Regions from separate parts of the Homo sapiens genome. Here region 2 is linked to region 1. Evidence: read pairs that join two places in POLR2A ChIA-PET (ENCODE). Cell type or tissue: PC-9. All regions are shown on one strand. Each heading gives the region's core, and the rest is flanking DNA. Links, peaks and the distances in the headings are about the cores only.

Region 1 (7,997 bases), core at 1,405-6,404:
TGGAGTCTCACTATGTTGCCCAAGCTGATCATGAACTCCCAGCTTCATGGGCTCCTCCCACCTCAGCCTCCCAATATGCTGGGATTTCAGGTGTGAGCCATCACACCCAGCATTATTTTATTTTTTATTGTATTTTTTATTTTACTGTTTTTTGTTGTTGTTGTTTTTTGAGACAGAGTCTCGCTCCTTCAGTCTTCGCCCAGGCTGGAGCGCAATGGCGTGATCTCGGCTCACTACAACCTCTGCCTCCCGGGTTCAAGCAATTCTCCTGCCTCAGTCCTCCCAAGTAGCTGGGACTACAGGTGCCCACTACCACCCCCAGCTAATTTTTTGTATTTTTAGTAGAGACGGGGTTTCACCATGTTGGCCAGGATGGTCTCGAATTCCTGACCTCAGGTGATCCACCTACTTCAGCCTCCCAAAGTGCTGGGATTACAGGCACGAACCACCATGCCCAGCCTATTTTGTTTTTTAGAGATGAGGTCTCCCTATGTTGCACAGGCTGGAGACAGCTTCTGGGCTCAAGCAATCCTCCCACCTCAGCCTCCCAAGTAGCTGGGACTGTAGGCTATTATCTTGTTTGCTCCGGCCACAGGCCTTGTTGCAGAGTTGAACATGCCATCCCTGCAGATAGTCTGTCTTGGTTTGAGTTGAATTTGGAAGCTGGAGGAGGGGTGTGCTGACCAGATCCAGTCATGAAGAACGCCACTCAGTAGCACATAGGTTTCAAATCCTGACAGCAAGCTCTCCAGGAGGATGAGGGGCATAGAAAGTTTGAGAACCACTGCTCTATAGTATGTTATCCATCCTCAGCTATCACATGTATCCTGTTTGTGCTTGTCTTCATTTCTCTTTTATGCTACAGACTCTTTAGGCTCTCTGAAGCCCATGCCTGATACTCAATAGATGTTTTAAATATTCTTGCACAAATTAATGTTCCCTTTTGTAAATTCCTTAGACCTGTTATCTCTGAACTTAACCAAGTTGGAAGGGACTGAAGCAATGACAGGAGCTTTCACCTTAACTGCGATCAGCCATTTAGTGCAGAAGCCATCATCAAAGGAAAAGTAGAGCCTAGGGAGTCAGGGTAGAGCGCCAGCCCTACGCCGAAGCTCACGTTTGAAGAAGGGAACTGGGGCAGAGCTGTCATGACTGCTGGTTTCCTCTTACTAGCACTTCTCTGTACCATTTTTCTTTTTCTCTTTTTTCATGTCACAATGAGCTATAATTTGAGCTGCTTTTATTGTTCCCTAAAGACTTTGGATTACTCTGTATCACAAACACTGAAATCCAATTCGTATTTTTTTGGCCTTTGGGGAAGTGGAACCATGGGTGTGTTTGTCATTTTTAGCAGTCATTGGAGTAGGGCCAAAGCTCCAGGAGATACTAAAAGTGTCTAGAATTGTCTGATTGGCTGTTGGAATTAACTGTTAAACAAAGCAGCCAGTAACTGAACACCGGAGACCTTCTTGAACTCCAGCTGGGTGGGAGACCTTCCAGTGTGTCTGGCAGCTCTGAACTAGGACAGAAAGGTAGAGATTCAAACAGTGGACTGGTGACAAAGCAGCTGATAAAAGCACTCTCATCTCCATCCTTTGTCTGGGAGTCTCGCCTTGCCTTGGAATCACTTCCTCTCTTTTTCCCTGCACTGGTTTGTGCCAGCGCTGTCCTGCCTGGTCACATTTACCAGCTAGCGGATGAGAAACTCAGAAGTGCGGGGCTCATGTTCCATAATGAATTGAATCCGGGACTACAGGCTGCCTGATACACAAATGAATTTTGTTTTGTGGATTGAAAACAGGAATAAGGAAAGATAAGTTTTGGACATTGACTTAGTCTACTCAATCTTTCGTAGGTAAGGTGATTCTTAGAGAGAGTTCAGAGAAAGTGCCTGGGTTTATCATTTATCTTTTTCTAAGGTATTTGATTTTATACACATTTCATACACATTAAACAAAACCAGTTTTTAAAGCACCACTTTCCTTGGCACACTCCATTTCAAAGTATATCCCTTCACAGTCATGGAGCATCTTGCCAATACCATCTTTTAAAACAATTTTTTTTTTTTTGGCTGGGCGCAATGGCTCACGCCTGTAATCCCAGCACTTTGGGAGGCCGAGGCGGGCGGATCACGAGGTCAGGAAATCGAGAACAGCCTGGCTAACATGGCAAAACCCCGTCTCTACTAAAAATACAAAAAATTAGCCGGACGTGGTGGCAGATGCCTGTAGTCCCAGCTACTTGGGAGGCTGAGGCAGGAGAATGGCGTGAACCCGGGAGGCGGAGCTTGCAGTGAGCCAAGATCACACCACTGCGCTCCAGCCTGGGCGACAGAGCGAGACTCCGTCTCAAAAAAAAAAAAAAAAAATACAAAAATTAGCTAGGTGTGGTGGCACGTGCCTGTAGTCCCAGCTACTCGGGAGGCTGAGGCAGGAGAATCACTTGAACCCAGGAGGCGGAGGTTGCAGGGAGCCGAGATCGCGCCACTGTACTCCACCCTGGCGACAAAGCAAGACTCCGTCTCAAAATAAAAAATAAAAAAGAAATAGCAGAAGTAGAGATGAAGGATATCATATTGTCACTCTAAAGGTGACCAGTGTCATCTCAGTATCACTGTACTGGTTACTAACCTAGAAGCTTACATGTAAAGTAACAGGAAATGCACATATTTACAAGAAAGCAACGCCTGATCCCATGTCTCCATCCTGCTTCCTCCTCAGTGGGTATCTATCTGGATCTCACAGTGGGCTCAAGAGACAGCAGCAGGCTCAGGGGAAGTTGACCGAGGGTGAGGTGGACAGGCTGGGAGCAAAGCTGTGGAGTGATCTGCTGGATGTCCAGTTACCTTAGAAGCTGGCTCCCACCTAGATCAGACACCAGTTGCCATGACTACAGTTTATGAGGTTTCAAACACTAAAAGAAGCTATTTAGAGCCTCATATGAGGCAGTTGCTTAATAAGAGCAGCACAGGCCGGGCGCGGTGTGGCTCACTCCTGTGATCCCAGCACTTTGGGAGGCTGAGGCTGGTGGATCACCTCAGGTCAGGAGTTCAAGACCAGCCTGACCAACATGGAGAAACCCTGTCTCTACTAAAAATACAAAATTAGCCGGGCGTGGTAGCACATGCCTGTAGTCTCAGCTACTCAGGAGGCCGAGGCAGGAGAATCACTTGAACCCAGGAGGCAGAGGTTGCAGCGAGCCAAGATCGCGCCATCGCACTCCAGCCTGGGCAGCAAGAGCGAAACTCCATCTCAAAACAAAAAACAAAAAAAAAGCAGCACATCTGTATTTAGTGCCTACTACATAATCTACTAAGTAATCTTCAATAAAGATGCTCTAACCAAGTGGTACTTTTGCAGTTCCCGTAATCCTCCTGGGTGACAGAGATTTTACTACAAATCAGCCTCAAGCCTTGAAAGGAATCAACAAAGCCCTTTCTAGAATACTTTTTTCTGTGATCTTTTCTTTTTTGAGACAGAGTCTCGCTCTGTCACCCAGGCTGGAGTGCAATGGTGTGATTTTGGCTCACTGCAACCTCCGCCTCATGGGTTCAAGCGATTCTCCTGCCTCAGCCTCCCAAGTAGCTGGGATTACAGGTGCGTGCCAACACACCTGGCTAATTTTTGTATTTTTAGTAGAGATGGGGTTTCACCATGTTGGTCAGGCTGGTCTCGAACTCCTGACCTTGTGATCTGCCCGCCTCAGCCTCCCAAAGTGCTGGGATTACAGGTATGAGCCACCGCACCCGGCATTTTTTTTTTTTTTTTTTTTTTTTTTTTTTAGACAGAGTCTTACTCTTGTCACCCAGGCAAGAGTGCAGGCAAGCTGCACCATCTCAGCTCACTGCAACCTCCACCTCCTGGAATTCAAGCAGTTCTCCTGCCTCAGCCTCCCGAGTAGCTGGGATTACATGCGCCCACCACTGCGCCCGGCTAATTTTTTGTATTTTTGGTAGAGACGGGGTTTCACCATGGTCTCGATCTCCTGACCTCGTGATCCACCCTCCTCGGCCTCCCAAAGTGCTGGGATTACAGGCGTGAGCCACCACGCCTGGCCCTACGTGCCTATTTTTATACCAGTACCACGCTGTTTTGGTGACTATGGCCTTATAGTATAGTTTGAAATCAGGTAATATGATGCCTCCAGATTTGTACTTTTTGCTTAGTCTTGCTTTGGCTATGTGGGCTCTATTTTGGTTCCGTATGAATTTTAGATTTTTTTTTCTAATTCCGTGAAGAATGATGGTGGTGGTATTTTGATGGGGATTGTGTGGAATTTGTAGATTGCTTTTGGCAGTATGGTCATTTTCACAATATTGATTCTACCCATCCATGAGCATGGGATGTGTTTCCATTTGTTTGTGTCATCTATGATTCCTTTCAGCAGTTTTGTAGTTTTCCTTGTAGAGGTCTTTCGACTCCTGTGTTAGGTATATTCCTAAGTTTTGTTTTTGTTTTTTGTTGTTGTTGTTGTTCGTTTTTGCAGCTATTGTAAAGGGGGTTGAGTTCTTGATTTGATTCTCCACTTGGTCGCTGTTGGTGTATAGAAAAGCTACTGATTTGTGTATGTTAATCTTGTATCCAGAAACTTTGTGAATTCTTTTATCAGTTCTAGGAGCTTTCTGGAGGAGTCCTTAGGGTTTTCAAGGTAAACGATCACATCATTAGCAAACAGTGACAGCTTGACTTCCTCTTTATGGATGTGGATGCCCTTTATTTCGTTATCTTGTATGATTGCTCTAGCTAGGACTTCCATACTGTGTTGAAGAGAAGTGGTGAGAGTAGGAATTCTTGTCTTGTTCCAATTCTCAGGGGGAACAGTTTCAACTTTTCCCCATTGAGTATTATGTTGGCTGTGGGTTTGTCATAGATTTTTTTTTGCTGGTTTTGTTTTGTTGTGAGACAGTCTCGCTCTGTCACCCAGGCTGGAGTGCAGTGGGGCGATCTCAGCTCACTGCAACCTCCGCCTCCCAGGTTCAAGCGGTTCTCCTGCCTCAGCCTCCCGAGTAGCTGGATTACAGGCATGCGCCACCACGCCCGGCTAATTTTGTATTTTCAGTAGAGACGGGGTTTCACCATGGTTAGGCTGGTCTTGAACTCCCAATCTCAGGTGATCCACACTCCTCGGCCTCCCAAAGTGCTGAGCCACTGCACCCAGCCTCAGTTTGAAGAATTTTTTAATTTCCATCTTGATTTTGTTTTTGACCCACTGCTCATTCAGGAGCAGGTTATTTAATTTGCATGTATTTGCATTTTTTGTTTGTGGGGTTTTTTTGGTGTTTTGTTTGTTTTGAAACGGAGTTTTGTTCTTGTGCCCAGGCTGGAGTGCAAATGGCACAATCTCGGCTCACTGCAACCTCCGCCTCCCAGGTTCAAGCAATTCTCCTGCCTCAGTCTCCCAAGTAGCTGGGATTACAGGCACCTGGCACTACACCCAGCTAATTTATTTGTATGGTTTTGAAGGTTCCTTTTGGAGTTGATTTCCAGTTTTATTCCACTGTGGTCTGAGAGAGTGCTTGATATAATTTCAATTTTTTTTTTTTTTTTTTTTTTTTTTTTTTTTTTTTTTTGAGATGGAATCTCGCTCTGTCGCCCAGGCTGGAGTGCAGTGGAGCAATCTTGGCTCACTGCAAGCTCCACCTCCCGGGTTCACGCCATTCTCCTGCCTCAGCCTCCCCAGGAGCTGGGACTACAGGCACACACCACCACGCCCGGCTAATTTTTGTATTTTTAGTAGAGACAGGGTTTTACTGTGTTAGCCAGGATGGTCTCAATCTCCCGACCTTGTGATCCACCTGCCTCGGCCTCCCAAAGTGCTGGGATTACAGGCGTGAGCCACCGCTCACGCCTAATTTCAATTTTCTTAAATTTATTGAGGCTCATTTTATGGCCTGTCATATGATCTCTCTTGGAGAAAGTTCCATGTACTGTTGAATAGAATGTATATTCTGCAGTTGTTGGATGAAATGTTCTATATATATCTGTTAAGTCCATTTGTTCCAAGGTATAGTTTAAATCCATTCTTTGTTGACTTTTCGTTTTGATGACCTGTCTAGTGCTGTCAGTGGAGTACTGAAGTCCCCCACTATTATTGTGCTGCTGTCTATCTCATTTCTTAGGTCTGTTAGTAATTGTTTTATAAATTTGGAAGCTCCAGTGTTAGGTTCATATATGTTTAGGATTGTGATATTATCCTGTGACAAGGCCTTATTACCATTATATAATGTCCCTCTTTGTCTCTTTTAACTGCTGTTGCTTTAAAGTTTTTGTCTGATACAAGAATAGCTACCCCTGCTTGTTTATGGTGTCATTTGCATGACATGCCTTTTTCCACCCCTTTAAGTTTACGTGAGTCTTTATGTGTTAGGTGAGTCTCCTGAGGGCAGCAGATGGTTGATGAGTTCTTATCCATTCTGCAGTTCTGTATCTTTTAAGTGGAGCATTTAGGCCATTCACATTCAATGTTAGTATTGAAATGAGGTACCAGCTGGGCACGGTGGCTCATGCCTGTAATCCCAGCACTTTGGGAGGCCAAGGTGGGCGGATCATGAGGTCAGGAGATCAAGACCATCCTGGCTAACACAGTGAGACCTCATCTCTACTAAAAATACAAAAAATTAGCCGGGCGTGGTAGCGGGCACCTATAGTCCCAGCTACTTGGGAGGCTGAGGCAGGAGAATGGCATGAACCTGGGAGGCGGAGCTTGCAGTGAGCCATTATCATGTCACTGCACTCCAGCCTGGGCAACAGAGTGAGACTCTGTCTCAAAAAAAAAAAGAAAGAAATGTGAGGTACCATTGCATTCATTGTGCTCTTTGTTGCCTGTGTACTTTAGGGGTTTTTTGGTTTTGCTTTTTAACTTGTATTTTTGTTTTATAGGTCCTGTGTGATTTATGCTTTAAAGAGGTTCTGTTTTGATGTGTTTCCAGGATTTGTTTCAAGATTTAGAGCTCCTTTTAGCAGTTTTTGTAGCAGTGGCTTGGTAATGGTGAATTCTCTCAGCATTTGTTTGTCTGAAAACAACTATCTTTTCTTCATATGTGATACTTAGTTTTGCTGGATACAAAATTCTTGGCTGATAATTGTTTTGTTTGAGGAGGCTGAACATAGGACCCCAATCCCTTCTAGCTTGTAGTGTTTCTCCTGAGAAATCTGCTGTTAATCTGATAGGTTTTCCTTTATAGGTTACCTGGTGCTTCTGTCTCACAGACTCTTAAAATTCTTTCTTTCATTTTAACTTTGTCCGGAATTGGTGGGTTCTTGGTCTTGCTGACTTCAAGAATGAAGCCACGGACCCTCATGGTGAGTATTACAGCTCTTAAAGATGGTGTGTCCAGAGTTTGTTCCTTCAGATGTTCAGATGCATCCAGAGTTTCTTCCTTCTGGTGGGTTTGTGGTCTCGCTGACTTCAGGAGTGAACCTGCAGACCTTCGCAGTGAGTGTTGCAGCTCTTAAAGGCAGCACAGACCCAAGGAGTGAGCAGCAGTAACATTTACCACAAAGACCAAAAGAACAAAGCTTCCACAGTGTGGAAGGTGACCCGAACGGGTTGCACTGCTGGCTCAGGCAGCCTGCGTTTATTCCCTTATCTGACCCCACCCACATCCTGCTGATTGGTCCATTTTACAGAGAGCTGATTGGCCCATTTTACAGACAGCTGATTGGTCTGTTTTGACAGGGTGCTGATTGGTGCGTTTATAAACCTTGAGCTAGACACAGAGTGCTGACTGGTGCATTTACAATCCTTTAGCTAGACACAAAAGTTCTCCAAGTCCCTAGATTTAGCTAGACACAGCACTGATTGATGTGTTTACAAACCTTCAGCTAGACACAGAGTGCTGATTGGTGCATTTACAATCCTTTAGCTAGACACAAAAGTTCTCCAAGTCCCCACTAGATTAGCTAGACATAGAGCACTGATTGGTGCATTTACAAACCTTGAGCTAGACACAGGGTGCTGATTGGTGTATTTACAAACCTTGAGCTAGACACAAAGTG
Region 2 (7,997 bases), core at 1,144-6,143, 120 kb before region 1:
AGGCAGGAGAATCGCTTGGACCCAGGAGGCGGAGGTTGCAGTGAGCCCGAGATTGTGCCACTGCAGTCCAGCCTGGGCGACAGAGTGAGACTCCGTCTCAAAAAATAAAATAAAAATACAAAATATTAGCCAGGCATGGTGGTGTGCACCTGTAATTCCAGCTACTTGGGAGACTGAGGCAGGAGAATCACTTGAACCCATGAGACGGAAGCTGCAGTGAGCCAAGATCACACCACTGCACTCCAACCTGGGCAACAGAGCGAGACTCCATCTCAAAAAAAAAAATTAAAAAGTAATATACATTAATATATACAGAGAATCTCTCTGAAAGAGGACACACACACAAAACTAGCAACCATCACTGTCTCTGGGAAGGAAAACTAAGATATTGAAGACAGGGGTGGCAAGAAGTCTTTTTTATTATTATTATTATACTTTAAGTTCTAGGGTATATGCACAACGTGCAGGTTTGTTACATATGTATACATGTGCCATGTTGGTGTGCTACACCCATTAACTCGTCATTTACATTAGGTATATCTCCTAATGCTATCCCTCCCCCATCCCCCAACCCGGCAAGAAGTCTTATGTTTGCCTGTAGCTGCTTTTCACTTCGGTACCAAGTATAATGCATTACTTACTTACCCAAATAATATTTAAAATATATATGATCTTTATATTTTATTACTGAACTGTAATCTATGAGTTTGTAAGTTCCATAAGGAATGTATCTAATTTATCTTTAGAATCTTGCTAATGTCTGGTGCACTATCATGCATAGCCTTTTCAATGTTTCGTTAAAAAAATTTTTTTTATTTTGAGACAGAGTCTCGCTCTGTAGTCCAGATGGAGTGCAGCGGTGACATCACAGCTCACTGCAGCCTTGATCTCTTGGGCTCCCTTGATCCTCCTGCCTCAGCCTCCCAAGTAGCTGGGACTACAGGCATGTGTCACCATGCCCAGCTAATTTTTGTATTTTTTTTGTAGAGATGAGGTCTTGCCATGTTGCCCAGGTTGGTCTCAAACTCCTGGGCTCAAGCAATCTGCCCACCTCAACCTCCCAAATGTTAAATGTTTTTTAGTAAGTGAAAGAATGAATGAGTAAATGATTCTAAAGCACTCAAAAAACAATGTTCTTTGAATCCTAGAAAATTGTGAGTCTTGAATTGTTAGAGAAGGAAGAAGTTAGGTAGAAGCAAAAACAAATAAATAATTGATATCTGGATACAAAAAGCAGACTCAGTCATATCAAAGGATGATGCACACCACTGATGGTTCATTTAAGTTGATGCTACAGATTTAACAAGAGTTTTTAAAATTTCAATTCTAATTATTTTATGTTTTAAAATGCCAATATTTAATATTTCTTTTGGAATAGCAGAACGCAAAGAAAATGCATGGTACAGGCCAGGCGCTGTGGCTCACGCCTGTAATCCCAGCACTTTGGGAGGCCGAGGGGGGCGGATCACGAGGTCAGGAGTTTGAGACCAGCCTGACCAACAAGGTGAAACCCCGTCTCTATTAAAAATACAAAAATTAGCTGGGCGTGGTGGCAGGCACCTGTAATCCCAGCTCTCAGGAGGCTGAGGCAGGAGAATCGCTTGAACCCCAGAGGCCGAGGTTGCAGTGAGCCGAGATTACTCCACTGTACTCCAGCCTGGGCGACAGAGCGAGACTCTGTCTCAAAAAAAAAAAAAAAAATTAGGGTTTTTTTTTTTTTTTTTTTTTTTGAGATGGAGTCTCGCACTGTCACCCAGGCTGGAGCGCAGTGGCGTGATCTCGGCTCACTGCAAGCTCCGCCTCTCAGGTTCACGCCATTCTCCTGTCTCAGCCTCCGGAGTAGCTGGGACTACAGGCACCCGCCACCACGCCCAGCTAATTTTTTGTATTTTTAGTAGAGACAGGGTTTCACTGTGTTAGCCAGGATGGTCTCAATCTTCTGACCTTGTGATCCGCCTGCCTCGGCCTCCCAAAGTGCTGGGATTACAGGCTTGAGCCACCATGCCCAGCCTAGGCTCTACCTTTTAATCCTGTGACCCTCATATCCCTAAAGAATCAGAAAGAAGATCTAAAAACCAAGCAGACCCTTCAGTGAGTTGAATATAACTGCTAAGGGTTCTGCAGGGATTGATGCATATCCTTGGGTAAGCTTGGGAATTCTTGCCCTATTAACCTCTCACTCTTGCCCTACTATTCTCCACAATCCAGTCTGGCAAGCAAGCTGACTACAACTCCCACCATTTAGAAGAGGGCCAACTTGCAGATCAGACCACCAAGCTTCAGGCGAAAAGCTGTCACAAAGCTGGAGGGCTTTAGTCCTAGGAGAACTGCACACTGACCCCTCTGGTGGTCATGCAAACCACTATGGTTAAAATAAGGCAGAAAATTAAAAGTAGCAAAACCACACTGAGTGAGTAAAGAAAAAGAACTAGGGAGGAGGGAGGATGACTTAGGAAGTATGGCCAGCATGATGGGTTCAGCCTGTGGGACAGCTGGCAGACACACATCCATCCACCCCTTCCGTGGCCTCCGAGAACAGCCTGATTCATGACATTGGAACTTCAGCTTCATCATGGTAGCCCCAGTCAGCTGAATGACTCAGCAATCCCTCAAAGACTGAATTATCTCTAGGGTTCTCTGTTGATTGAAAGAGAGGCAAGAATTGCCTTTGAGAAAGATCAGGATAATGACTGGGAAAATGTGATGAAGCTTGCATGAATGACAGCAGTGATGAAGCAGTGTCTGTTCTCTGGTTTCCAGCAGGAGCAAAAGATTTACTTCCAACAACCAGGCTCTGTTCACTGGGGTCTCGTCCAAACACTGCCCTCAGCATGGTGGTCTAGGGGATGCCAGGGCAAGGGACCACAAAGCTACAGGGAATTTCTGAGAGCCCTGCCCTTGGAGAATGCACGAATGGTTCATCCCTCCTCAAGTCACATCCATCATCCAGGATGAGTTGAGCTTGAAATAATGGACTTCCAGGCTCTGTGACAACGACTTAATGGTGCACAAATGTGTTCAAAACATTCTGGAAGAGTCCTCAGAATAACCCCACTGAGAGATGCTGAACACCCTGCATCACGCCACTTACACCGCTGCCCTCCATTTCCTGGGAGTCCAGGTCGCAGGGGACCCAGGAGGTGCTGGCAGCTGCCTGAACTGTCCGGGTGTTACTCTTGTTTCTAACCAGAAAATAAGGTCACTGGCGTGTTGATGCCCAAGCAAACAGGTGTTAGAGGTGCTCCTACCCATCAAATTCAACAATGGTTTCCACTGACGCATAGAAAAACAATGGTGTTTGCCTACTTATTTTGCAACAGGCTGCCATACTGTCTTATTCTAATTAATTTTGAGTTTGTCTACTTTGAAAACCTAAGACAACGGCTGTATCCACTCAAAACATTCATTTTGCAACCTCCTATCTGAGAGTTATGCCCTGCCTCTTTTTCTTTCTTTTTTTTTTTTTTTTTGAGACGGAGTCTCGCTCTGTCGCCCAGGCTGGAGTGCAGTGGCGTGATCTCGGCTCACGGCAACCTCTGCCTCCCGGGTTCACGCCATTCTCCTGCCTCAGCCTCCCAAGTAGCTGGGACTACAGGCGCCCGCCACCACGCCTGGCTAATTTTTTGTATTTTTAGTAGAGACGGGGTTTCACCGCGTTAGCCAGGATGGTATCAATCTCCTGACCTCGTGATCCGCCCGCCTTGGCCTCCCAAAGTGCTGGGATTACAGGCATGAGCCACCGCGCCCAGCCTGCCTCTTTTTCCTAGCCTGTTGCATTGGCTTGAATCTAGAATAAAGAACAGTACTAAAGAGAGAGAAGGCATGCTTGTCTTGCAACAGACATTAAAAGGAATGTGTCTTAGAGCAACAGTGCTTCCTAGATGTTATTTGGCCCTGGAATGCTTTTTTGATGCAATACCCAGGAGCATTCTGTGTTCCTCAAACATACTTTGGAAAATGCTACTAGAGCATTTGACTATTAAGGATAAAGTATCTGAGTGCGGTTGCTCATGCCTATAATCCTACCACTTTGGGAGGCCGAGGGGGATCACTTAAGCTCAGGCATTCAAGACCAGCCTAGTAAACATGGCGAAACCCCATCTCTACAAAAAAAAAAAAAAAAAAAAAAAAAAAAAAAAAAAAAAAAGCGGGCTCACACCTGTAGTCCCAGCTACTTAGGAGGCTGAGGTGGGAGAATCACTTGAGCACAGGAGGTGGAGGTTGCAGTGAGCTAAATCACGCCACTGCACTCCAGCCTGGGTGACAGAGCAAGACCCCGTCTCAAGTTAAAAAAAAAAAAAAAAAAAGGTGGGGGGGCAGGCGCAGTGGCTCATGCCTGTAATCTCAGCACTTTGGGAGGCTGAGGGGGGCAAATCACAAGGTCAGAAGATCGAGACCATCTTGGCTAACATGTTGAAACCCCGCCTCTACTAAAAATACAAAAAATTAGCTGGCCATAGTGGCACACGTCTGTAATCCCAGCTACTCGGGAGACTGAGGCAGGAGAATCATTTGAACCCAGAGACAGAGGTTGCAGTGAGCAAAGATCGCGCCACTGCACTCCAGCCTGGGCAATACAGTGAGACTCGATATCAAAAAAAAAAAAAAAAGATAAAGTAGCTACCGATGGGAGATATTCTTTATCATGTTGAAATATTTGCCTATCCCTCAGTCTCTACGTTTTTAAGATTAATGAGGCTGGGGCCAGTGGGCTCACGCCTGTAATCTCAGCACTTGGGAGGCCAAGAGGGCGTATCACCTGAGGTCAGGAGTTCAAGATTAGTCTGGCCAACATGGCGAAATCCCGTCTTTACTAAAAATACAAAAATTAGCCAGGTGTGGTGGTGGGCACCTGTAATTACAGCTACTCAGGAGGCTGAGGCAGAAGAATTGCTTGAACCCGGGAGGCAGAGATTGCAGTGAACCAAGATCACTGCCATTGCACTCCAGCCTGGGCAACAAAAGCGAAACTCAATCTCAAAAAAAGGAGTAATGAGGCTAGGCATGGTGGCGCACACTTGTAGTCCCAACTACTCGGCAGGCTGAGGCAGGGGAATCCCTTAAGCCCAGGAGTTCAAGGCCAGCCTGGGCAACATGGGAGTCCTGTCTCTAAAAAAATTAAATGGATAGGCCGGGCGTGGTGGCTCACGCCTGTAATCCCAGCACTTTGGGAGGCCGAGGCGGGCGGATCACGAGGTCAGGAGATCGAGACCATCCTGGCTAACACGGTGAAACCCCATCTCTACTAAAAATACAAAAAAAATTAGCTGGGCATGGTGGCGGGTGCCTGTAGTCTCAGCTACTCAGGAGGCTGAGGCAGAAGAATGGCGTGAACCCGGGAGGCGGAGCTTGCAGTGAGCCGAGATTGCGCCACTGCACTCCAGCCTGGGCAACAGAGAGACTCCGTCTCAAGAAAAAAAAAAAATTAAATGGATAGTGAACTTTATCAAATGCTTTTCTGGCATCAACTGAAAGCACAGTAGTTGTTTTATTTGTATATTTTTCTCTTTTTTCTTTTAGTAGATCTCCTAATATTTATGTTTCTGAGGCTGGCCCACAACCCAGCATAATGAGTCCTGTGCTGGGTACTTGTACTGGGGGAACACAGAGACACAGAAAAATGCATAGAGTTCTTGCCTACAGAGGAAACAGAGGGGAGAGGAACACGGGGAAAACAACACACACACATGAACATGCACACTCCTGCATACCATCTGAATGGCAGGCTAGTACTTGTGAATTTTGTTTTGCGTTTTTTTTTTTTTGAGATGAGGTCTTGCTCTGTTGCCCAAGCTGGAGTGCAGTGGTACGATCATAGCTCACTGCAGCCACAAACTCCTGGGCTCAAGTGATCCTCCCGCCTTGGCCTCCCAAGTGCTGGGACTACAGGTACACACCACCATACCCAGCTAATTTTTAAAATTTTCTGCAGAGATGGGGTCTCGATAAGTCGCCCAGGCCAGTAGTACTTGTGAATTAATGTGTCACACACAGGGCACAGTGAGGACCCCAGGGAACCACATATGAATCATGCTAATCCCAGAGGGCTTCCAGGAGATGGCACAGAGCATTTGGGGACAGGCTGGAAATGAGGGCCTATGGATTTCAGTCCTGCCTTGTGTGGGACGGAAGGGCACACTTTCCTGGCCCACAATTATCTCAGCAGTAAAACAGTAGAGATAATTATAGATGCAAAAGACCTTTGGAAACACCCAGCTCTGCCTCCTTCATTTGCAAACAGAAGCTAAGGTTGGGGGCAGGGTCATTTGCCCAAGGCCACCGAGCCATCCTTGTGTCCTTCTTGGCTCCAAGGGGAAGGGGAAGAGAAACAAAAGAAAGCTTTGATTGGCCCGGCAATCACGCCTGTAATCCCAGCACTTTGGGAGGCCGAGGCGGGCGGATCACGAGGTCAGGAGATCAAGACCATCCTGGCTAACATGGTGAAACCCCATCTCTACTAAAAATACAAAAAATTAGCCGGGCGTGGTGGCGGGCGCCTGTAGTCCCAGTTACTTAGGAGGCTGAGGCAGGAGAATGGCGTGAACCCAGGAGGCGGAGCTTGCAATGAGGCGAGATCGCACCACTGCACTCCAGCCTGGGTGACAGAGCGAGACTCCATCTCAAAAAAAAAGAGTTTTGAGATGCTGGGCAGAAAGGAAGGTGAGAACAGCCTTCCCTGTAATAAATGTAATTGCTTCTACCTGAAAAACTGGCTGAGTCAGGAGGTGGCCAGGGTGCTAAGCTTAGGGTGTAGAGGCCAGAAATAGGAGAGGCTTGGACAGGAAAAGGGGATGATCCTGGTGCTGTCCCCCACCCCACCCTCACATGCCTAGGGCACCAGAGACATCCCCACCTTCTATTCTACATCAATACACCTGAGCAGACATGTGAGGATGGCTTTCACATTCATTCATTCATTCAACAAATATGGAGATTATATGGGTTGAAGAATGTCCTCCCAAAACTCATATCCTTGTCAGAAACTCAGAATGTGACTTTACTTGGAAATAGGGTCACTGCAGATGTCATTAGTTAAGGTGAGGTTGCACTGGAGTAGAGTGAGCCCTAAATCCAATGACTGGTGTCCTTATAAGAGAAAAGTCACAGAGGCAGATAGACACAGAGGGAGACAACCATGTGACAACTTAGGCAGAGGTTGGAATTATGTGTCTTCAAGTCAAGGAATGCCAAGAATGGCCTGCAACCACCAGCAGCTAGGAGGGAGGCCGGGAACAGATACTCGTTGCGGTCTCTAGAAGCAACCAAACTGCCGAAACCCAAAATTTGGATGTGTGGCTTCCAGTACTGTTAGAGAATACATTTTCATTGTTTTAAGCCATCCAGTTGTGGTGGGTTGTTATGGCAGCCCTAGGGAATTAACACAGAGATATGGTAGTGCACAAGCCCCTGCATGCTTGCCCTAGGAGCAGAGGCTCCAGGAGGCAGAGGGAGAGTCTGGTTCCATCTGGAATCCCTCCAGGACATCACCCTTACTCTTGCCCCAGTCACAGAACCTCACCCTGCCAGCCAGCCACACCTTCCACTGCCCTTCCAGAGCAGCTCCTAGCCTGTGTCTGTGCTAGGTCCTGATGGAAGAAGCAGCCCCCAGCCAACTGTGACTGCTTACTGGAAGGGATCATCACATGTGCCAGACACAAGGATGAATCCAAGTGCCTGTCAAGCTCTGGGAGGTGCCAGGAACTGTGCTAGGCCCTTTCACATACATTCTCCTTTAAACCTCAGGACCAACCAGAGGCAGGAAGGAAAGAGAAGCTCTGAGAAAGCATGTGACCTGCTCAGGATCCCACAACATGTCCGTGGCAGAACCCTGCTCCACATTCAGGCTGTCTGCATGAGGCCTGTTGGGTTCTCAGCACACCCAGTGCCCGATTCCCCCAGGACTGAAGCACCTGCCTCTCGACAGAACTGTCTCCCACTCGCTCTGCAGCTGTGGATGCCAGGGACCGCAGGCAGTTGGCATCTGCTCTTTGAAAAGG

The links. Peaks named below come from ENCODE experiments on the same cell type or tissue, not always from the same donor. Only the 100,000 strongest peaks of a DNase experiment are listed, where the experiment ranks them.
Region 2: POLR2A ChIA-PET joins it to region 1 with 14 read pairs; 18 of 35 experiments call an interaction of 5 or more read pairs at or near these places.

What each region holds. Positions count from the first base shown.
Region 1 is chr12:123,241,180-123,249,176 of GRCh38, forward strand. The region is part of intron 1 of MTRFR (mitochondrial translation release factor in rescue); the gene reads left to right. It also overlaps a transcript of MPHOSPH9 not described here. Among named protein-coding and RNA genes, the nearest start is that of MTRFR, 12 kb to the left of the region's middle. In PC-9, for the core only: no CTCF peak of the experiment used is centred there; no DNase peak of the experiment used is centred there.
Region 2 is chr12:123,124,158-123,132,154 of GRCh38, forward strand. The region is part of intron 1 of PITPNM2 (phosphatidylinositol transfer protein membrane associated 2); the gene reads right to left. Among named protein-coding and RNA genes, the nearest start is that of PITPNM2, 23 kb to the right of the region's middle. RefSeq lists an enhancer at 3,491-4,102. In PC-9, for the core only: a CTCF peak has its summit at 2,343 (motif pointing left); DNase peaks (open chromatin) are centred at 2,554 and 3,864; H3K4me3 peaks cover 475 bases; H3K27ac peaks cover 3,630 bases.